3 separate regions of the Homo sapiens genome follow, and all the other regions are linked to region 1. A link is a loop called in an ENCODE intact Hi-C map of the cell type or tissue named here. Cell type or tissue: CD4-positive, alpha-beta T cell. All regions are shown on one strand.

Evidence for each region. Hi-C counts contacts between places; a loop is a spot of excess contacts. Peaks named below come from ENCODE experiments on the same cell type or tissue, not always from the same donor. Only the 100,000 strongest peaks of a DNase experiment are listed, where the experiment ranks them.
Region 2: a loop joins it to region 1, with 17 times the contacts of the local background. A loop is called at or near these places in 9 of 110 quality-filtered maps.
Region 3: a loop joins it to region 1, with 4 times the contacts of the local background. A loop is called at or near these places in 26 of 110 quality-filtered maps.

Annotation. Positions count from the first base shown.
Region 1 is chr14:65,218,115-65,226,114 of GRCh38, forward strand. It overlaps LINC02324 (long intergenic non-protein coding RNA 2324), which reads right to left and starts at 4,233. Exons shown (of 4, transcript NR_103769.1): 1 at 4,105-4,233; 2 at 393-581. RefSeq lists enhancers at 4,566-4,705, 6,730-7,610, 7,611-8,000 and a silencer at 7,337-7,631. In CD4-positive, alpha-beta T cell, a CTCF peak has its summit at 4,439 (motif pointing right); DNase peaks (open chromatin) are centred at 4,447 and 5,727.
Region 2 is chr14:66,067,583-66,075,582 of GRCh38, forward strand. No RefSeq gene overlaps it. Among named protein-coding and RNA genes, the nearest start is that of LINC02290, 40 kb to the right of the region's middle. In CD4-positive, alpha-beta T cell, CTCF peaks have their summits at 3,341 (motif pointing left) and 3,543; a DNase peak (open chromatin) is centred at 3,329.
Region 3 is chr14:65,820,054-65,828,053 of GRCh38, forward strand. No RefSeq gene overlaps it. Among named protein-coding and RNA genes, the nearest start is that of LINC02290, 290 kb to the right of the region's middle. In CD4-positive, alpha-beta T cell, CTCF peaks have their summits at 4,831 (motif pointing left) and 5,037; a DNase peak (open chromatin) is centred at 4,838.

The DNA of each region.
Region 1 (8,000 bases):
AGCTACTCAGGAGGCTGAGGCAGGAGAATCACTTGAACCCAGGAGGCAGAGGTTGCAGTGAGCTGAGATTGCACCACTGCACTCCAGCCTAGGTAACAGAGCAAGACTCTATCTCAAAAAAAAAAAAAAAAAAAAAAAGAGAGAGAGAATAAATAGGTTGAAGAAACTCAGACCAAAGACAATTCTTTGGGGATTCAACAAAGGCATATCTAATAGTGCTGGCTCCACACAGCAACAGTTTCACAAAGGGACACCTAACCTTTTGTGATACTGTGAGATGAAAAATAAGCCACTCTCCAGTGCAATACCGGGGCACCTTGAGTGATATTTACAAGCACCTTCAGAGCTGGGAAAAGGAGCAAACGTTCCTCACTTACCCTCCAGCTAGTTACCTTTTGCTTTTTCCTGAGCTGACAAAAGTTTCAGGGTTAATAAGCACTCAGAATGGAGGCAAATGGAACTTCCAGAAGCAGTATTTCTGCAGGTTGGTTGGGATTAGCCATGGTATCTCAGAGGTCAAGAAATACACGGATCATGTCCATTTCTCAAGGCTCCTTGTATTTTTTTTTTTTAAAGGAGAACTATCAAAAGAGAATTGTAAAAATTGTGATTTTTGGAAACTTTACATTTCATAAATTGATACATTTGAACAGCAAAGGCACTGAGTTATTTTGCAAGACAATTATAGAACTTTTGAAAATATTTATTTATAAGGGACCACACGCAGTTTGATCTGAGGATGAGGACACAAGTTTGAGCTGTTTGAAGAACATCTTTCAATGTTGTTGTTATTGTGGCTCTGAGACTTCTACGTATAACTTCATTTGGAGATGAGTCAAAATCTTAAATTTGAGGCCTTTACCTGGCCTGGGATAAATGGGATGAATTGCTTCCCTAACCCTTCATTTCTCTCCCACCACGATAGCCCCCAGTTTAGCAGAAGTAAACAGTTTATACAAATGCAGCATTTGATAAAGATTCAGAAGTCTTAGATAATATTTAAAAAAGATTCCTTTGTTGAATTAGATAAATTGTATTTATTTATTTTTATTTTTGTCTCCCAACCCCAGCTCCCACCACCCCTTCCTCCTTCTGGCTCTATTTTTTTTTTTTATTTTTCATTTTTGAGACAGGGTCTTGCTCTGTCGCCCAGGCTGGAGGGCAGTGGTGCGATCTCAGTTCACTGCAACCTCTGCCTCCCAGGCTCAAACAGTCCTCCCACCTCAGCCTCCCAAGTAGCTAGGACCACAGGCATGTGCCACCACACCTGGCTAGTTTTTGTATCTTTTGTGGAGACAGGGTTTCACCATGTTGCCCAGGCTGGTTTCAAATTCCTGAGCTCAAGTGATCCACCTCCCTTGGCCTCCCAAAGTGCTGGGATTACAGGCTGAGTGACTATGCCTGGCCTTATTTTTATTTATTTATTTATTTATTTATTTATTTATTTATTTATTTAGAGACAGGGTCTAGCTCTGTTGCCCAGGCTGAAGTGCAATGGAATGATCTTGGCTCACTGCAACCTTTACCTTTCGGGCTCAAGCAATCCGACCACCTCAGACTCCTGAGTAGCTGAAACTACCGGAGTGTGCCACCACGTTCAGCTAACTTCAATTTTTTGTAGAAATGAGGTCTCACTATCTTACCCAGGCTGCTCTCCAACTCCTGGGCTCAAGTGATCCTCCTGCCTCAGCCTCCCGAAGTGCTAGGATTATACTGTGAGCCACTGGGTGAACCACTGGGCGAGCCACTGGGCCTGGCCTGAGAAATTTTAAAGAAGGAATTATTATGGCTTCTGGGATAGTATTTTGGGGGTCCTTTTTACCTCTAAGGCCCAAATATCAAGCATTGAGAATGAGATTCAGTTACACACCCGTGTTTCCGCAGAAAGCCTAAAAAGACTTCGAGATGAAATGCCAAGCAGAGGGAAATTGTCATTCCTAAGCTTATATGTAGGCGACACCACCGTGAATCACTTCAGAGCTTGGGTCTCCGTGTCTCTTATTCCAGCTGCGCCCAGTTCTGTGGGGCACCTACCAGTTCCCACAAGTGCAGTTGACCACGAACCATCTCAGGCCCACTCTTCCCTTGCTTTCTACCTTTGAGTCTCTGAGTGACAATGCAAGTGGGACCATCACGGTAGCCTGCTTCGTACTCACACTTGGGGGAGAGAGACACCCATGGAGAGAGCCTTTGGTGTGCGGTGTGTGAAGCAAGGGAGAAATGCTAGTCCCTCTCTTTGCTCTCTGGTTGGCACTGAGGCACCTTTTGAGCTCCTCCACGGGCCCCTGAGATTGGACCAGCAGGAGCCTGCGGACGAGGCTGCCTCAACACCACAGCTCTGTATTGGTTCTTTTTTCTTCTCTTTGCCTCTCCACTCTCTCACTTCTGCTCCTTCAGTCACATTGCTCAGGAAAGAGTTTGCAATTTAGGCCTGTTTTAGGCTTTGCTTTCTGGAAAACCCAGAACACTTTTCATACCAACTGGTGGTGTATTTGATCTTCCTTTTACTGTTTTCTTGCAACTGAGTTTTTTGAGCCCAAATGCAAGATTTGACATTGAGATTTGTTACATGCCATCAATGCAATTTTTTTTTTAAATTCTGATTTTGCCATTTAACAGTGCGAGCTGTCCTTCCTAGCCTTGAGTTATCTACAAATTTGCTCATAAAATTTATTGACTGTTAAAATCTATTACTGGTCAACCTCTGTAACCCCATCTCATGCTTCACCCTCCTTGCTAACTACCCTCCAGCAGCCCCACCTCCAATCAGGTGCGCAAATGGGCCAAGCTCTTCCTGCCCAGGGTCTTGTACTTGTTATTCTTTCTGCTTGAAATCCTCTTTCCTCGGGCTCTGCACATGGACATCTCCTTGTTATACTTTAAAACTCAGTCTAAATGACACTTCTCGAAGAGGATTTCCATGTCTATTGTGTTTCTGTCATAGCACATACCCCAAGCCATGAGTACTATGCCTCATTTATTAGTTTGTTTTTTTGTTTGTTTGTTTGAGATGGAGTCTTGCTCTGTCACCCAGGCTGGAGGGCAGTGGCGCATTCTCAGCTCACTGCAACCTCCGCCTCCCAGGTTGAAGTGATTCTCAGGCCTCAGCCTCCCAAGTAGCTGGAATTACAGGCACACACCACCATGCCCAGCTAATTTTTGTATTTTTAGTAGGGATGGGGTTTCGCCATGTTGGCCAGGCTGGTCTTGAACTCCTGGCCTCAAGCGATCTGCCCACTTTGGCCTCCCAAAGTGCCGAGATTATAGGCATGAGTCACTGCACCCAGCCTAGTTTGCTTTTTATTGTCCATCTTCCTAATTAGGGTGAAATCTACAAGAAGGCAGGGCTACTGTCCATTTTCTTCACTGCTGGATCTCCGGCACATAGCCCTGGTTCTGACACCTGCCAGGGGCTTGATAAATATTTGCATCACCCACTCCACTTGTGCACTAGATGCCACCTCCCCTCACCTCCTCGAGGCATCTCTCCACCGGTCCCTCCTCTCTTGTGCATCATCATTTCTCCCACTTTCCTGGATCATTCCCCTCTGCAGACAAATGTGCTGTAATTTCTCCTATCTTAAAAAACAAAACAGATAGACAAAAAATCTTCTCTTGGCCCACATCCTCTTTCAGCCAACACGCTGCACATTTTATTTATTGCCTATCTCCTCCACTAGGGAAGAAGCTCCATGAGGGAATGGCTTGTGTCTGTTTTGCTTATTGCTGTATCCCTAGTACTTCAAAAGTGCCTGGTGCATAACAATTTTTGAGTTGATTGAATAAATCCTTTTGTGGAATAAATGAATAAAACAGTAAAGCCTTTTTCAATCAATAGAGAGAAAAATCAGTCTTATATCTTGAGCAATGTCTAAATAACTTAAAAGATCAAGATGGAGGCTGGGCACAGTGGCTCACGCCTGTAATCCCAGCACTTTGGGAGGCCGAGACGGGAAGATTGCTTGAGCTCAGGAGTTTGAGACCAGCCTGGACAACATAGTGACCCTGTATCTACAAAAAATAATTAATAAGAAAAGATCAACATGGAACCAAAAAACAAATATACATAGGACAGCTCTATAAAGATATGTAGCAGGTACTTACTGTGTATGTGTATTTTCCATTCTCTGCCTTCTAATATGAAAAGGTTGACAGGATAGTTTGAGGGAGAAAGGAAAATTTGCCATAGATTCCTCAGCATCAGGATAACCTCATTGCCTTAGGGCAAAAAATGAAGCCCAGAGGTAGTGACTTTTCCCAAACTCAGTGTCCTCCCTTCTAAGGGCTTAGGGCATAATCTTCCACAAAACACATCCGGATTGCTAACTCACAGTAAAGGAAAAGTTCTTACGTTTACATAGAACCCAGATGCCAGGAATTTTCTAGAAAATGGACGTGCAGTAATAGTGCCGGCCAGGAGATGGCGACGCGCCTTTCTGTCCAGGAGGACTACACTCTACGTGGCACTGAAGGACTGGGAGAGAAGGTTGGGGCCTCCTGGGGCCAGCCAGGGGCCTCTGGGGGAGGATGGCCTAGAAAACAGGGCTCTGCTTCAGAAGGCTCATTCTTGTTGGCGGGGCCCCCATGAGTAAAATAGTTGTTGTTGAATATGACACATTGTTAAGGCCTCAGATGCAAGAGCAATTACAAGTCCAGGGTGGTTGGCAGGTCTACAGTCAGGATATTTAACTCAAATTCAGGGAGTCTGAAAATCTAGGACAGCTCCTTGGCAACCCCGGACTGACAGATCTTTTGTTCGACTTTTCCTAGGTTTAGGCAACAGCCTCTGAGAGCCCACTAGATTTCCTCCAACATGGAGACTCAACCTAGCCAACATTCTACCACAAGAATCAGTACCTGGGCTTTGGGGTCCACCAACGCTTAAAATTGAGTAACTGAGTGCAAGGGTTGCAGGTAGGCAATGTGCCGATAGACATTTACATTTCCTAGAGAGAAAGTCCTTTGTTCCATCTCTTTCTCCAAGGGCTCTGTGATTCAAAAACCGGGACAGGCACAGTGGCTCACGCCTGTAATCCTAGCACTTTGGGTGGCTGAGGTAGGAGGGTCACTTAAGCTCAGGAGATTGAGACCAGCCTGGGCAACACGGCAAAAACTTGTCCCTGCAAAAAATACAAAAATTAGCTGAGCTTGGTGGCACATGCCTGTAGTCTCAGCTACTTGGGAGGCTGAGGTGAAAGGACTGCTTGAGTCTGCAGTGAGCAGGGTTGACAACACTGCACTACAGCCTGGGCAACAAAGTGAGACCCTATCCCGAAATAAATGAATACATAAGTAAATAAATAAATAAATAATTTAAAAAAAACGTTAAGCAACTACTCCAGTCTTTCCTCGCTAGAGGCCTCACTAATTCTTTACCCCAGCAAGTCCTCTGGGATACTGTAATTCTCCATTTTTTTTTTCATTGAGATGTGTCTCACTCAGGGGACAGAAAACACCATCTGTTATTTGAACAGAGAAGGTAATGTAAGAATTACTGGGGCCGAGCACAGTGGTTCACACCTCTAATTCCAGCACTTTGGGTGACCGATGAGAGAGGATCACTAGAGTCCTGGAGTTTGAGACCAGCCTGGAAAACATAGTGAGATTTCATCTCTACAAATAATAAAAAATTAGTAGGGTGTGGTGGTGTGTGTCTGTAGTCCCAGCTACTCCGGAAGCTGAGGCAGGAGAATTGCTTGAGCCCCGGAAGTTGATGCTGCAGTGAGCCATGATTGTTCCACAGCACTCAGTGTGAGTAACAGAGTGAGATCCTGTCTCAAAAAAAAAAAAAAAAAAAAAAGGTTGTTAACTAGATAACTAAAAGAGGACACTAAGGTGTCACAGTAAAAGCAACTGCAGGTTGGCCGGGCGCAGTGGTTCACACCTGTAATCCCAGCACTTTGGGAGGCCAATGCAGGCAGATCACCTGAGGTCAGGAGTTCAAGACCAGCCTGGTCAACATGGTGAAACCTCATCACTACTAAAAATACAAAAGGTAGCTAGGCATGGTGGCACACGCGTGTAGTCCCAGCTACCCGGGAGGCTGAGGCAGGAGAATCGCTTGAACCTGGGAGGTGGAGGTTGCAGTAAGCCAAGAATACGCCACTGCACTCCAGCCTGGGCAACAGAGCGAGACTCTGTCTCAAAAAAAAAAAGACCAGGTATGGTGGCTCACGCCTATAATCCCAGAATTTTGGGAGACCGAGGCAGGCAGATCATGAGGTCAGGAGTTTGAAACCAACCTGGCCAACATGGTGAAACCCCATCTCTACTAAAAGTACAAAAATTAGCCTAGCGCAGTGGGGGGCTCCTGTAATCACAGCTACTCAGGAGGCTGAGGCAGAATTGCTTGAACCCAGGAGGTGGAGGTTGCAGTGAGCCAAGATCGCGCCACTGCACTCCAGCCTGGGTGACAGAGCAAGACTCTGTCTTGGAAAAAAGAAAAAAATAAATAAATAAATAATTTTTATTTATTTATAAAATAAATACTAAACTGCAGGAAGCAGCCCCTGCCCCTGGGACTGAGAATAGGAAGGGGTGGGAATTATTAAAACTTGAAAACTTGGGACTCAGACTCCACGGAGGGGGCACCGCTTGGCTGGGCTGGCATTTCTGAGCTGGAGAGGGGCCCTGAGGACCCGACATCTCCTGGGAGAACAAGAGCATGATGAGGCTGGTTCTGTCAGTGCTGGAAAAACTGCAAACTACATTCAACTGCTGCTCCAAGAAGGAGCTGCTACTGCCAGGGTGAAGAGGTGAGACTAGAGTGACACTGACAGGTACAGAAAACCCACAGGAAGCAGACAGGAAGGAAGGAGGCCTTTCTTTCTCTCTCACCATGCTGTTCCCTCTGGGGCCTCCCGTGGGAAGGGCCTAATGTGGAGCCAGCTGGCAAAGCAAAACTGTGGTTGGCAGAGTCCTAGCCCAGCATCACAAAGCAAGCACAGAAGGGCAGGTTTGGAGCTGAGAGACAATAAGTGAAGAAGGTCTCCCAAAACATTTTGTTTACTGTAATATGTACAGCCATTATCCAAACCATTCATCCAGAGGGATTCAATCTCTTAATAGATTCATCATCAGGCAGTGTCTAGGGGCATAGCTAGTGGATTTGTTTGGGATTCCCAATGGGCAAACAATAGCAGCCATAGCCATCTGCTGCCACGGTCTTACAGCAATGAGCACAGAGGTGGCTGTCACCATTGTCAATCTCAGGTCAGGACGGGTTTCTAAATCGGGTGGGGAGCAATGGAGACCTCTTGGTTGTAGCCCCACTGTGGCTGTGGAAATTGGCCTATCTATATGGTTGGTTTCACTTCTCCAGTGAAGTCTGGGATTCTGACCCAGAGACCACTCAAAACCACAAACCAGTCTTCCCTGAGCACTTGTCAATCTCCCAGGATTGGAAACGTGGCTAGCCATTGTGCTGAACAAACAAGACTCACGGAGTGTATTCACAAGCAAATTTATTTGATTTCCCACTGTTCTTTTTCATCTGCCCGGGGAAGCCAGATCTTCCTCTGCCCCAGATGAAATTTAGAGCAAGTCTATGACTTTCTGGTCACACTTAGTAATATCAGCAATCTTCCGGTCACTTTAAACCACATAGTACGCATTTAGTAACTAAATTATTCAGTCCCATAACTTCTTGCTTTAAAGTTGAAACTTCTCCCCCATCCCAGCTCAGGATCCTTGAAAGGTGAAGACAAAGGAGACTGGGGAAAGGGTATGTGGTCAGCTGCTAACATTTCTCCTCCTCCTTCCCCAGATTACTAGCCATGAGTCCTGCCTCTTTCAGAGCTGGAGTCCTGCAAATGAGAAGAGGCCAGGGAAGCAGGAAAGTTCTTGCTTGACTGGCCCTGGCTTGGGAATTTAGCATCTGCTCGCTCTGGACTTGGCAAATAATTGACAGCTGACTCTCACCAGGTCTTTGCAGTGACCTTCCGGCCACTGAGGAGCTCTTCCCTGCAGTTTGCTTCACAGGACAAATGCTTTCCATGCTT
Region 2 (8,000 bases), 850 kb after region 1:
TATACTTGGTTTTCCCCCTTCCATTTGATTTCCCTGGGGACGGTTCTTAAAACTCAAGCTTCTGAACAAAAAGTCTGTCTTGCTTGTGATTTAATCCTTCATTTGCATTGCCAACAACTAATGGGAAGAAAGAAGTTCCAGGAGACCAACTGGCTTTTTAGTACTGCATTGTATATGATCAGAAGCAGGCCTGGGAATGGAAGACTCAGGTTTCCCAGCCCAAGAATAAACAAGGGCATGAAGCCACAAGGAAGGGGGGCTTTGGTGGGGCTCTCCCAGGTCACAGGCTGGGGGTGTGGGTGGGCATGTACACAACACTGGCACAAGATAGAGCCAGATGGGAGAGAGTATCTACACAGACAGAAGAGGCAAGAACGTGTGGATACCCTCCTAGTCCACAAAATCCGAGAATTGTCAGCTGTCAGACAACAACACAGTCCACCTCCCACTCTGATCAGTACCACACCTACATCTCTCCAGACTGAGGACCTCCGTTTCTTCAGTCTGTGGTGGTGCCCTCACCACCCGCTGATATTAAAAGAAAGAGCACAATAGTGTCCATCCATTCATTCAACAAGTCTTTGCTGAGACAGGCCTAGATGCCAGACACAACGCCAGGTGCACAAAGACACGACTCCCAACTTCAAGGAGTGTACATTCTAGTGGAGGAGATAAGCCTCAATTTTTTAAGTATATAGTCACCACAACATGTGGCCATGTTGGGGGATTGTGTGACAGGGAACCTGGCTTAGTCTCAGGTCAGTGAAGGCTCCTTTAAGGAAGGAGACTGTTGGAGTTTGGGTTCTGAAGAATGCACAGGAGTTAACTAGGCAAAGGCAAGTGTTCATGGTGGTAAGGAGAGCATCACAGGCAAAGAAAAAGGACATGAGCTGAGACAGAGCATGGCAAGTTTAAGGATCAGAGAAAAGCACCATAAAGAGACTCAGGTCATGACAGAGGGAGGTGGCATCAGATGGGCACAGAAGTGGTGGGCAGGACTAGGCCACAGGTTTGTAAAGCTTTGAGTGTTTATCCTAAAAGTGATGAGGAGCCTTCAAAGGATTTTAAGTAGGAGAGTATCAGGGACAGATTTCCATGTTGTAAAGCTTACTCTGGCTGTGCCATGGAGAGGGAAGTGCTGATTCAGGAGTATAAGCAACTATGAAGCTGTTGCAGTTGTCCAGGGGCCTAGGACCAAGTGCTGGTGGTAGAGGTGAGCAGAGGAGTGCAGATCAAGGAGAGACTTGGATGACATCCTTAGGCTTTGGATATGGATTGGACATTGGTAAGGTGTCCAGGGAATCTCTTAGTCACTAGGCTGGGCTGAAAATGGAGTGAGAGCTGGACAGGAAGAGAGGCAGTCACTTAGCTACAGATGTAGAAGAGATGCACCCAGAAAGAACACATGATGAAAACTAGGACAGTCTGCAGGGAGTAAGACTCACTTAGCAGTTAATTAAAGTAGGTGTCCAAACAGCTCTCAGTTATTTGCGTTATCCAATGTGTTAATTAGGGTTTGTTCCTCCTATTGCAATCTCTGGGCTTTGTTCATTTACATCTTCACCAGTAGGTGGTAGGAGAAGGGAAGCGGGACTTGGGGGACCCAGTTCACTTACTCAATGTATGCCTTGTGGAGAGATGAACACTAAGTGGCCTCATCTACTTGGAATGCCAGCTTATTGCAACTATTTGGCTTACAGAACAACAATCCTGTCCCTGAAGAGGAGAGCTGCATATAAATGCAGTTTACATATCCAGTAACTTTCTGCAACCATCCCTTAATGAATTAGTCAAACCTCCAGGCATCCAAATTGGTTCCTATGATCCTTTCATCTTCCAGGTTGTTTGCCTTTAAAGTTTAGAACTGGATTGAAGAGTATTTATAGCAATGGGACATTTTTGTGAGCCTGAGGAAAGGGGTCTTTGATAAATCAACACTAGAGAATTGTAGAAAAGGAATGCAGCCGGAGGAGTCTTTCAGGCAGGTTTGCAATGACTTCTTGTGCCGTCTTTTGGAAAGGTGCGAGGGCAGCAGCCACCCTGGGCTTGGAGATTGTGTGGAAAAGAGAATCCAAAACTACAGTAAAATTTTAATTGTATGCTTGATCTGTTTCAGGATGAAGAATTAAGACAGATTTAGGTTTCTGTTTTCTTCAGGGTTCGGGCAGGAATCAAACAGTACACTCAGAAGAGAAGGTTGAAGAGAAATGAATGAAGGAACTATTTCTAAGGCTGTGAGCAGGGAAAAGGGAAGCCAGTGAGGGATAGTGAAGCACAAACTATCCAGAAACCACCAACACCCCAAGGCATGAAATGAAAAGAGGAGAGAGTGGGTGGTTGTTTGTCCAAGTGTGGCAGGAAGCTGCCTTGAATCTGCAGAAGAATGGATCCACTGCCAACTACAGTTCAACCAGGAGAGATCCTGGAAGGCAAATTCCCAGACCTCAACCACAGGTGTCTCCCATTGGTCCACCCAAAGCAGAAACTGATGAGCCTGGAGCGCACTGACTCACCCCACAGGCAGCCTCCCGGGCACAGAGCAAGTTCAGAGAAAGGTGCAAAGTGGACACATGGGGGCAAGCAGAGAAAACCCAGCACATGGGTGGGCCAAGAAACTGGTTCAGATTTGCAAATCTAGGCAGATTAATATATTTATATGGGTCTGTGAGTTTCACTGCCAAGGCAGTCTTGGTTTCATAATGATACAGTATAGCGCATGTTGCTAGTATTAAACAACCAACGGAAGACAGAGCTGCTAGCCCGGGATGTGCCTGGGGTGAGGTGGGGAGGGAACTGTGCTGAACAGAGCTGTCTGTTGTTTCCTCGGTTTCCCCTCTGAAGTCAGCTGTGCCTCTGGCCACGGGGCTCTTTTGTTCTTCCTCCTCTCCCCACTCCTCCACCAAAGGAGACAGGGCTTGAATTATTGATGAAATCAAAAGAATAAGCTTGGGGATTGCATGTTTCCATCTTGCCTGTTGTTTGTCTGGTAAATAACGTGTTCTCTGTAAAACCTAAGCTTTTATCTCAGGTGTGCTGACCAGATTGAAGCCGGCCTCGAAGCTTCCCTTGGAGAAAGCCGGCTATGATCCTGGCTCACTCCAGTCTTCTCTCTTTCCATATGCAGATAAAAGAGTCCAACAGCACACTTTCCCCGTGGTTTCCCACACCACTGTGGAACACACGCAGAAACAGACTTTGCTCCTGGTCTTTTCCGTGACCAGATACATGCTCCCCTCCCCAAGACCTGCTAATTTCAGAGTAGTTACCTGTTCCCTTTGGTGAGGCAGGGAACCCTCAGGGTCCCAGTAGAGGAAGACCCGCTCAGACACTGCCCTCTGCTGGAAACTATTGGGACTGCTCCATCCTCCCTGAGGGGTCCTGCCGGGTTCCAGAGAAAGGGACCTTCACTCCTTCTACCTGGTTGCAGATACACCTGCAACATAGGTAGGGACTGACTTACCTAGAAAGCTTCTCTCATTAAGGTCTTAGACGAAAAAAATTTGAGTAGGAGGTGGGAGGATTTTTTATGATTTGATGTGGAAAAAGATTTCTAAACGACACGAGAAACAAAACACACACAAAAAACTGATACATTTGACTACATCAAAAACAAAAACTTTTGTGTGACAGAAGACAACATGAGCAAAATTAAAAGACAAAAGGAGAAAATACTTGTAACAAAGGATAAGTATCTAGATTATATAAAGAACCTCTACAGATTGAAAAGAAAACAAACAAAAATCCAACAGAAAAATATTCTAAAGATATAAAATTGTAATTCACAGAAAAGAAAATATAAGTGGCCCATAAGTGCATGACAATAATACTCTGTCTTACCAGTAATCAGGAAAATAGAAATTCAAACATCAGAGAGAGATTTTGTTTTAACCTGCTAAATTAGAAAAAATTAAAAAGGGCATGGGAGAAAAGATATTCTTTACTCTCTAGGTAGGATCATAAGCTGGTATAATCACTTTGCAGAGAAATTTGGCAATATCTAAAAAATGCAAAATATTCATACTCTGATCCAGTGAGTCCACTTCTCCATATCTACCCCAGAAAAACACTTTACCCATGTGCCCAGCAAGTTTGTGGCAGCTTTGTTTGCAAAATATCAAATGTTAGGTGCAGAAATAACTGAAATTAGCATAAAAATGGGGTTGGTTAAATAAACTATAATTCATTCATCATATATATATTTTATATATATTATTTATATATTATATATTATTTATATATTATATATAATATTTATATATATTAGATATTATATATAATATCTAATATATATAAAATACATAAATAATATATATTATATATATATAGCAGTGTTTTAAAATATATATACTATGTGTACTGACATGGAAAGATCCCCAAGACCTATTGTTGAGTGAACAAAAATCAAGCTGCAGACTGACACACCCTATGATAACTTATATGTAAAACACCCAGGCATATTAAACAATATTTTTTCTATGGGTATAGATACTATGGTCTTTAAAGCATGGAAAAATGCACAGGACGTATAACACTGATACCAAGAGTTACCTCTGGGGCAGAGATGAGGATTGGAGCTGGTGGTCAAAGGGGATTTCAGCCTTATCTGTAATTTTTTTTTTAGTAAAAAGAATGTGTTAATGTATTATATGTGTAATTAAAATTAATAAAAGCTATTCTTATATTAAAAAGGAGAAAAATCTCTCTTCCTCCTTATTAAAGCATCTGCAACAGCCAGGAATCATTGAGCTATGAGTAAAACGCTGCCTTAGGTGATTTGTCAGGGGACCTGCTAAGTAGAGGGCAATGTGGTTGTCCTGGAGACAGCTGTCTTCAACACAAACCATCCTGTGCATCTATCTACACATGTCGGATATGTAACCATATCCCATTCAATGTCATACTTTTAAATCTCGGTTCACAAACTCAACAGTAATAACTTCTAACACAATGAGAGCAGTCAGTATTAAAATCTAGTATCTCATTTAAACTTTTACTCTTTCTCTCTCCCCACCCCACCCCCAGATGAGTTTACTTAGATTTAGAGATGTTAAATAGCCTGTCCAAAGTCAGTTGACTAATATGTAAGAATTTTTCCTACCCCAGAGGCCATTCTTTTCAACCATTTAAACTATGTTACAAAGTGATAAACGCCTTTGTCAACTTCAGCCAGGTAAGGGAGGCTGAGGCAGGAGGATTGTTTGTGGTCAGGAGTTGGAGACCAGCCTAAGCAACACAGAGGAAACTCCATCTCTAAAAGAAAGAAAGAAATGTCAGTTTTCTGTCAAAAGCTTTTGTGGGTTTCCCTGCCTCACATGCCATGCCTATTTGCTGCATTGCTCTGAATCAAAACAGCAGCTGGTTCATTCTGGGAGAAAAATCTAGCATAAGAAGAGGTGTTATTTGGGTCCCAGTATAACTAAGAAGCTCAAAGACAAATACGCATTAAAGGAACAATTAAAAATTTAGGAATAATCCTCAACCAGAAGACTACTTCAAATGCATTAAAAATAAAGTTTAGGAACAAAACTAATCAATAATAGCAAAGGTGAAATTTCGATAATAATGCAAACCTTGCAAGGTTCTCATAGGATACAATTTGCTCCATTTTCCAAATTCTGCAAATTTCTTATATCAACACGAAATGCGTTCCAGTGATGCAGCCTTATCCTCACCACTGAGCCATTCCTGCCAGGCAAAAACAATGCAACTGAGCGGCATCAGAGATTACAGAGATATGGCCCTGGCAAAGGCCCACCAGCAGGGCTCTTGGGTTCCCTCTGAAGCAAAGAAAGGCAGCCCTCTGCTTGCTGGGGAAGACGGCTTTCAAAGGATGTTTCCAGAATAACTCATGAGTGGATGGGGGCACCAGGTTTACAAATGAGAGTTGTGATTTCCCACTTACAATGAATTTTTAAAAAATGAATTAATTCAAAAAAATGAATTAATCTCTGTTGGATTTCTTCTTAAGAACAGGTGTGTCTATGAATAATACATGGTGGGGCAGGCAATGCATGGGTCTGAAGACCCAGAAGCCTGAACGCAAATGAGTCCCAGACTGTCAAGATTAAAAGGTAGATTTTAAGGAGCATCACATAAGCGAGAAAAAATCTGGGAGAGCACAAAAACTACTCTGCAAATAATAAGCACACATCTAAGCCCCTGGCTAAGAACACAAACACATCTCTTCTCAGATAGTGGTAATTGAAAGTCACTAGGTTCCCATATGAGGAAGGAGGAGATAAATTAAAAAACGTAATCTAAAATAAAGATTAAAACATTAGGGTTTTAATGAATGATGTTTCAGGACAGAGAATTAAGGACATTTACATCTTCCTCTCTAGTTTGGAACTTTAACTTCTTAAACTCATTAGGCCCAGGCGTGGTAGCTCACGCCTGTGATCCCAGCACTCTGGGAGGCCGAGACGGGTGGATCACCTGAGGTCAGGAGTTTGAGACCAGCCTGGCCAACACGGTGAAACCCCGTCTTTACTAAAAATTTAAAAGTTAGCCAGGAGTGGTGGTGGGTGCCTGTAATCCCAGTTACTCAGAAAGCTGAGGCAGGAGAATTGCTTGAACCTGGGAGGCAGAGTTCTTGCCATTACACTCTAGCCTGGGCAACAAGAGTGAAACTCTGTCTCCGTAATAATAATAATAATAAAACTCATTAGGCACTGGCACAAGAGGAGCCATGGTCAGAGCAGCAGATGTGGGGTGGGGTGGGGGCTGCAGAACTCCTGGGTCCCCTCCAGGATTTCACTCCCTGGCCTCCCAACAGCTCAGCTCTGCCTGGCTCTGCCCACCAAGGCTGAGAAGATGCTTTGTTTTGTTTTTTTTCAGTTTGTTAAACAAGAAATAATATCATGGCATCGTACGGTTTGGGGTTTTAAATGTCAGCAAAACCCTTGTAATGTAGAATTTCTAACTGGCAGTGTCTCAGTCTAGAGCTGTTTGGGGAAAACAAGATGTTGAAAACTGTGTCCCTGGCTGGCCTCAAGAGCATACAGAAGGATCTCCCACTCCTTGATTTGGTCCTTCTAAGACCTGTGGTGTCCCCAGATAAAAAGGAAGCTATGAGGATCACGGAGACGACAGTAAGTAACATGCTGTTTGAAGGAGGGGTAACCTGAGATCTTGACAGCTTTACCGTGCATGCCTGCATGCATGAGCGCACACACACACACACACAAATGCATGTTTCTTTTCAGCTCTGTTGGAGCAAAGAATTTTCACAGATAAAGGATTTGGATTTTTATCTTGTCCAGGTGCCTTTGGGTATTGTCTCAAGACAGGACAAGGTTTGGTCCCTTTAGCCTTGTCCCATTTGGAAGTATACACAAACAAAATATTGCTCCACTCCCCTTCCTTCCTCCCTCCCCATCCCTTCAAGTAAAATGGCCCACATGTAGGAGCAGAAGCTATTTGGAGCTGTGGCAGGAGGCACATTAATATGTGAACTGAAAACAGACCCCTTAGAAGTCTGCCCACATTGCAGAATTGGAAATAGATGAACTTCTTTCCCATTACAGCAACAATACCACAAGGCAGGATTTGTTTGCAAGATAATAAATTGGCAAACAAGCCGGGACTAGATGGTGGCTCCTGCCTCCCTCTGCAGCCTGAGTAGCGCTGAAGGAGAAAAGCAACCAAGGCTATGGCAGGCCCCGAGGAAAGCCAGGACAAGGGGCTGCATAGAACACCGCCCACAGCCTCTGCTCCCACCCCAATATCTCATTCCTGGCCACTGGCCTTTCAGATAGAGGTCCCCTTGAGTGTGTCACTTGTGGCTGGAGCCTGGTAGGGTCAGGTAGCTTGCCCTTTAGTCTGGCCCTAATGGGGCCATTCCTCATGGTGACAGAGGCAGCACAGTGGACGGAGACTGAGAGAGCCCAGACTGCCATGTGCAACCCCACCTTGAATTCTGACTCTGCTACTTATAAACTATGTGACTATGTGGACTTAGACAAGCTAATTAACCACTGCAAGCCTCAAAATCTCTTATC
Region 3 (8,000 bases), 600 kb after region 1:
TCTCCCCGTTTTGCAGATGAAAAAACTGAGTCAAGTAGCCTCCTCGGGTACTCAGAGTACCCGAGTCAGGACTCAAACCCAGGCAGTTCAACTCCAGAACCTGTGCTCCCACCTACTGAGGTATAAGGATGCCATCCAGCACAGCGATGCTGGACCTTACTGTCATTAAGGGGCAAGGTCAAAGACACACCATCAGGAGAAATAAGCTTCCTCATAGGAGACTGGACTGCATTTTCTATAAGGAAAATTAATGTTCATGTTGGAGAAACATGAACATTAATTCCTAGACAAAGCAGTGAGAAAATCAGCTGTGAGGCTCGCTGGTGGGAATAAGCTGGGGTGTGGGCTCTGTCTCTGCTCTCACTCTCGGTGCCTGAGTGATTCTTACTGGGATTAGTTGGTGCTTTGGCTGGAAAAAGACCGTCTCAACCCTTGTTGGATGTTTGGCATCCCTGGCCCTGCAGCACTAAATGCCAATAGTGTGCCCCAGTCACTGTGGCTGTCCCCAACACTCCCTCCATTTCCAAATCTTCCCACTCTACTTGGGAACCAGCCAGAGGACATGAGATGCTGGAGTCGGAGGAGGTGGGAAGGGAGGGGACAGCACCCCTCCTCTGTGTTTGTGGAAAGGGGTGGAGTTTCCACTGTAAAGAGGAGGGCTGGGTGGGGCACCTGAAGGAGAGGGGCTGCATGAAAACGGTAGAGACTGAGAAGGGGAGAGAGATGGAGATCTGGGGAAAGGAAGCTTTGTTTGAAGGCTCAAGCTTAGGAAGCCTCTCCTTTCTAAGTTAAAGTAATAGTCATTCTGCTTTCTCATGGCCTGCTGCTCTCAGAGATTATAGTATGCTCTGGGCTTGACCTGGGAAAGGTCCAGTAGCCAGAAAGTACTCTGGGAAGGGACCACAGTGCTTCTGAACCACCTTGCAGTGGCTCTAGCCAAGAAGGGACTGGAGGCAGCCCTCTTCACCTCATAAGGGCTCTGGGGGCCTGCTGTGGCACAGAGGACACCTCCAAGAGTGGGGCGTGGCAGAGCTGCAACACTGACACGAGGGATTTAGGAAGGTGCTCCATTTGGGAGGGCATTTCAGAGAGAAAGCCACACTTAACCTTGAGTTATATGCAGTGCAGTATGAGCTTACCAGGCGAATTCAAACCCCTCACCTTGTGTAGGATATACCAGGAGAAGTTGACCATGGAGGTGCTATGCAAACCTGTGTCTTTTCTCATGTAAATTTTAAAGAAAATCAGTCATTCCTCAAGAAAGAAGGCAGGTGTGGGGCCCACATGGTGTGGTAGGGTGGTGGATGGACTCAGCTAAGCCTGCTGCTCCTGGGCCACGGTGAGAAACCAGCTGTGGTGACTGGGTGGGTTAGGCGCCTTCCCACAGCCTGCTGCTCAGGTGGTGCAGGGCAGCTACGGGCTGGTAGTGACGCCCTGGATATGAAATCCGTGAGTGTGTGCGGGAACTGTGGCTGACCATCCTAAGGAGGTGCTGCAGGGAGGGAAAGCACCGGGGACAGAGCCATAAAGGAGGGAACGTGGATTGGAGGAGCCAGGAGCAAGGGAGGTTTATAGCTCAAGGCGGCAGATGCACTGGCCCCAATGAACAGCAGCTCAGAAGCAGCGCAGATAAACAGGCATGGCTAGGCCCTAGGCAGGGGATACTGCATTTACTTTTGCATAAATTCATGAAGTAGTTATATGCTTTTGACTGGAAACAATAGGAGGCCCAGTGAAAACAAAGAGACTTAGCAATCCAGGCTTTTTAGGATTGGATGCTTGCTTGAGATGCCTAAGCACATAGAAGACACTCGGATGCCCCTGGGGTCAAAGTGTCTACTGGATGTAGACTTACAAGGGCCACGGCAATGGAGGATGGTGGGGGAAGTGATCCCCGGGAAAAGTCAGCTGCGGGTACACCTGCCCTCCCTCTCACCACACCAGGCACCTTCTTCAAGTTTGAGTCCCTAAGTAATTTCTTAAATCCGACCTAACCAAAATCCAGTCCCCATGCAATCCAGACATTTGAACACTCAGTGCTGCAGAGCTCTGTCCTTACTTCTTTTGTCCATCTCTACCCACTGCCCTGGAGACCTTGGTGATCTTTTCTGGTCTCACAGTTTTGATTACCTTCTATTTGCTGAGGACTCCCAAGTTCCATCTTCAGGCTGGATCTACTCAGCAACCTCACTAGATGTCCACTGGATTTCTCAAACTTGACACATCCAATGGAAACCTCTGATCTTTTCCCAGAACCCCCACATGACTTGCGGCTGTCTCCATTTCAGCTGATGGCCACTGTGTGACCTGGTGGTCAGTCATCCTTGATTCCTCTTTCTCACACCCGTATCTGACACGTCGGCACGCCCTGCTGATGCTTCCTTCAACATCTCACTTGGGCTCCCAGCACTTCTCATCACCTCCACTGCTCCATTCCTGGTCCACATTGTCATCAGCCGCTACGTAAATATGGCGATGGCCTCCTAACTGTGTTCTCTATTTCCCCCTTTGCCCCTTGCAGGCTAATCTCAACACAGGTGCTGGAGTGGTCCGATTAAAGTATAAATCAGGTCATGGCGCTCAAACCCTCTGCTCAAAACCCTCCAATGGTTCCCCATTTCACTCAAAGTAAAACCCAAAGTCCTCACAATGGCATTACATGCTCTGCCTATTTTGGCTATGATGACTTCTCTGACCTCGCCTTCTTGTATGACTCCTGTCATTCCCTCTGTTCCAGCTACGTTCCTGTCTTCCCACATACTGTGGCCCCCTCAGGGCCCATGTGCTGGCTGCTCCTCTGGCTAGAATGCGTCTTCCCTACATATCTGCATGGCTCTCTCCCTCACGCTTTAAAAATCTTTGCTGAAACATCATATTTTTAGCCAGGCCCACCCTGACCACCCTAGAGGGCAAACAGATTTTCCCTGATCCCTAATCCTTCTTATCCTCTTTACCTTACTATATATTTTCCACAGCAGTTTCCACCAGTATCTAACATACCCAATCATGTATTTATTTCATACATTTAGGCTCTTTTTCCTCACAGGGACATAAGCTCCATAAGAGCAGAGGTTTTTGTCTGACTTGTCTAGTGGTGTAGCTCTAGTATTTAAAACAGTGCCAATAGGAGCTTAATACATATTGTTGAATGAAATATTCCCCTTAAGTTGGAATTCCTTGGGGGGAAAGGAGCTCTAGGGATCTCACCGAAGCGCTTTCTGATGCATCTCATGTTTCTACTTGCTAGCCCTTCTTTCAGTATGGTTGCTTTCCATTTAATCTTTGGGCAGCCATGGCATCTGAGATTCTAAGTACCCTCCTCACAGCCTCGCCTGTTTTCTCTGCTTTCCAGATGAGGTTGTGCTGATCTGGTGAACTGCCCTTTGGAGCTCACCTTAGCCAGGTCATACCGCCACTCTGGGAACCCTGGAATGTTATTTGTTAGTACGGGCTTTCTGGGCCTCCTGGGTCCCTTACCCAAGCCCTGACCTGAGAGTCCGTGAAACTGAATCCCTCCTGTCTCTGAGTGGGACTCCGGGTGCACATTCCTAGTTCTCCTAGAGTGTGGCTCTGCTTTTTTTTTCCCCTCTGAGCCAGAAGCTTGGAAACAGAGAGGTAACGAAATGGATGAGAAATAGGGAGTACATTTGAGGACACTTAAATACAACCAGGCAAGAAAGTTAAAGAATTTCTTCAAGGCTGGGGATGAAAATTGCTGTGTGTTCATTTAATGAAAATGACATAGAAGAGCCAGTGTTCAGACAAAAAATAATTCAGAGATTCTAAAAGTTAGAATTTATCAGTATGCTGAGAAGTCTTTAAAATTCTAATAAGCTTTCAACATTTGTGCCGTTTGCTGGGCTTAAAGAAACACAAGGAACAAAGAACAAGAATTTCCTCTTAGGTAGGACGATGATGTCTAATGCATCTATTTCCCTTGCTACATTCTATTTCCATTTCATTCTGAGATCCTGCTAAATTCGGAAGGTTGCCCTTGGGTTTTCAACACTGCAGGGGATGATTTAAATCTAAATAATAATAAAAAGCCACTGCTTTTATTGTACTTTTATTTTATAAGTTGATGGAAACATTTCATATACACATTAAGTTTTGTAACCCAATCTTGGTACTTGCTGGGTCCCGGAGGGGCTGTTTCACTACTTGGGACTTCCCTTGTGTTTGCATTATCCCTCCAAGGCAGAAGGAGAAAATGCTTTCACTGAAGCCAGAATAGTGTTTTATTTGAAATAATTCTCATTTAAGGCAAGGCACACACATTCCAAGTGCACATACATGCACACACAGTCTCTCTTATATGGGCTGCATCATAAAATCACAGAGTTTTGGAATTGAAGGGACCTTAGAGATCATCTGTTCTAACACCAGCATGTTACCTATGAGGAAGCTTCTGCCAGACAGGTTAAGTACCTCATCCAAGGTCACAGGCATGTAGTGAAAGAGACCAGGCTACAATTCAGATTCCCTGACTCAAGTCTAATTTTCTTTCTGCTACACCATATTGACTCCAAAATAAGATAATGTATATGAAATCACTTTGAAAACTGAAATGTATTACACAGGTATTCAGTGTGGAGAAGGAGAATTACAATGAGCTTGCTTTCTTCAGAGGTGAGCATGACTTGCTCAGGTCTCTTCCCGGATAAAGTAAGTTCATGGTGTGTGAATCATGAACCGTATTTCTAATTAGGTTTCTGGGTATGGCCTCCAGAAAATGAGCATCAAAGGGGTCAAACCAAAACACAGTCTTCATTCAAGTCCAGCTCGTGTATAGCTCTACTTTTTCTTCCTTCTCACCCTCTCTGTCTGCCTCCCTCTAGTGTCCACCTTTAGTTATTGCATGTGTGCCCCGCAGAAAGGCTGCATGCAGACTACTATCCACCATGTTCACCATTATTTGTTCAAATTACCCCCCTATTTCTTGATATCAGTAGCTGTCATCACGACCAAATTAGGATGCTTTTTATATCAACAGGAATAAATGACTAATATAAAGACCTGGATATTAAGAAAAGTATTTAAAATCGTTTTGTGATTGGAATGATAACACATTCAAAGTTTGGTAATTAAATTGTCTTTAATAGACTTAAATCACATAAGAAGCCCTTATAATTAATTGAAATGTTTTAATTACAAACATAATTATTTTTAAGGTAGAAGGCCTATTAAATTAACTAACACATGATTCATTAAAAAAATTACTGCTTTACATGGAATGCTGTCAATTACTAAATATTATTGCAAATTACTTGAAGGATTAAAATTTTATTTTGGTACTATTAATAGATTAATGTATTAAATCATATAGTGATTATAAATAATATTTAATTAGTCCTATGTTGCCTTCTTTAATATATAGACATATCTATATATCTATATTTATCCCTCAGTCATTGTAACGTGTTCCCTTGAAAGAAACATGTCTAACTTCATATTCTAACTAGGATCCTTGTTAATGTGTAAAATATTGACAAGAACACTCACAACTCATTGGTAGGAGATTCTTTGGTAGCGTTGCCTAAATGCTCTGGATCAAGTAGAACAAATTGGCTGCTAACAAAGCCTGTAAACTATGGATCCCATTTCCTGATCTTAAAAGATCCATTCAAAAGTCTGAACGACATTTACAAGTAAGAGCCTTCCACCATGTTCCCAGCTCTTTTCAGCCTGTGACAAATAGGTCAACGTGCACAGTGAGAAGGGGAACTGTGCATTGTTCTCCTGCCTCATTTCTTGAGTTGGCTGTACCTCCTGCCTTGATCCTTCACCTGTCCCTCCACACTCCTCATTGTCTAGAGATGCACACATGATGCCAAGCACACCCGTGCACACGCACGGGCACACATGCACTCTGAAGGCCAAAAGGCAAGAAGTCATTCAGTTGGATGGCTGTAGCTGGGTCTCAGAGGAGACGGTGTGCAGCTGGAAGCGCCATGCTTGCTGGTTTACTTGCTGCTCAGCAATATGGAGTGCTTTGCCAACAGACTCCTACTGCTTCTTCCCCTCTTGAGGAGAAACTGTCAAACAACACGAGGATAAAAATTAAGCTACAAATAAAAATGTTTACAGCTTTCAATAGAAAGTCAATCCTATTTTAACACTCCAAAAGTATTCTCCAAAAAGTTCAATGACACAAATTGCGAGGGTGATTTATTGCCGGGTGAATGAAATGACCAGATGCCCGCAATCTGAATGGGGCTTTTCAGGGATGCTTTCGGGAGGAGTTTCACTGGACCTCTGAGGTAGGAAGTTGGGGGTGAGTATTGTTTCCACTGCCTATACTTTTTCCTTTACCTTCTTCTGGCGACAGACCTCTCCTTCCTCCCTGTTGGGTGCATGTGTGACCCAGAAGAGACCAGTCACAGCTGCTCTTCCCCAGCCACAGGGGTGAGTCCAGGGACAGACACAAAGCAAGGCAGAGTCCTTCCCCGAAACTGTGCTTTCTTCATGAGTCTATAAGGGCGCAAGTCCAGATCTCTGGTAGCGAAGGAAGCAGTCTTTTAAGGATGTGCAGACCAAGGGAAGAGGCAGGAGTGGCTGCCTAAGAAAGAATGCCCCAGTGCCACCGTCCCCAGGGCCAGTTGCACCCATATTCTTTCTTTGCAGCTTAGGATTCTCTCCCCTTTTTGGCATAAGTTAACTTGAATAGAGTTGCTGTTACTTGCAAGTGAAAGAACCTTAAATAATACAGAAATGACTCCAAGATTTAGGTCAGAAGACACATTAGTGAGGCAGCAGTTGCAAGTGACAAAATTCCGTCTTCAATTAGTTTAAGCATAAAAAATAAAGGATTGGCTTGAGGAACAGAAATGTTCAGGAAAGCCTTCAATTTAGGTTTCCCTGATTCAAGCACTCAGACGATATCTTCAGGATCCCACTGAAGGCGTTCTGGAAATGCCAGCCCCAAATATGCCACTGTGGTGTGCTGATGACTTTGAAGTCAGGGGACTTGGGAAACAGTGATGCAGGCAGAGACTTTCTCTGAGCCCCTTTATCTGCCTAAAGACGGATCCTCCGAAAGGAACTCAATTGTCATGAATCCCCTCCTGGGAATCTTCTCAACTGGGGAAGATTAACTCAGCTCACAGGAAAGAAGAATAGAGGTTGGCACCAGCCCAGGCAGATTGTCACCTCTGCTCCTGAGACAATATTTGTTACCGGAGAGACTTTTATCTGCATAACAAGACAGCCTTTATTCGCACAAATTTCCTCCCCTCACGCTCCCATAACTTGTGTCCCCACCACCCCCCAAAGCCCCAAGCCCCTATTCCTTTCTGTAGCTCAGGATGCTGCATAAGCTTCAATCACTTGGCCCGTCTTCAAGGTTTATTCTGCAGGACTGCCATGCATATGTATATAATTAAACGTGGCTTTTCTCCTGTTACGCTGTCTTATGTCAATTTAATTCATAGCCTAGCCGATGAACCTAGAAGAGTAGAAAGAAACCACTTTTCGCTCCCCTGCACCACTTTTTCTCCAACCCTCTGCTCCGTCTGTCTTCCCCAGTGTTAGTTTTCTTCCCAGGGTGGCTCTCTGGCTTTCTCTGCACATGGTAAATATCTGCCACGTTGCACCCCGCCCCACCTGAGGAACTTCGCGCTTGCAAGGTTCTTAGTTCCCACAAAGCAGAAGGAAAATTCCCCTCCCTCCCCTGACACCCACATCACCCCCAAAGTGAACCAATCACTGAGTCCAGAGGTGTGGGTGCTCCACTTGGTCAGACATGCTCTGGGCCTGACCTGGAGGTGGAGCTACTTTCTCACTGCACAAGCAGGATTTTTGCCATAGAAATGGGAAAAGGATGACCCCCACTGACCCCCACCTCTTTGGGAGAAGATAAAACTTGTGGTAAAGGGAAGATTGAACATAGAATACAAGGAACAGGCAAAGCAGATCAGAAACTATGAAGCAGCAACAGAGGCGGCCGGAAGATAACATGTCAGGCATGCAACCCACTGGCTGCTGAGACACCGGACATCCAC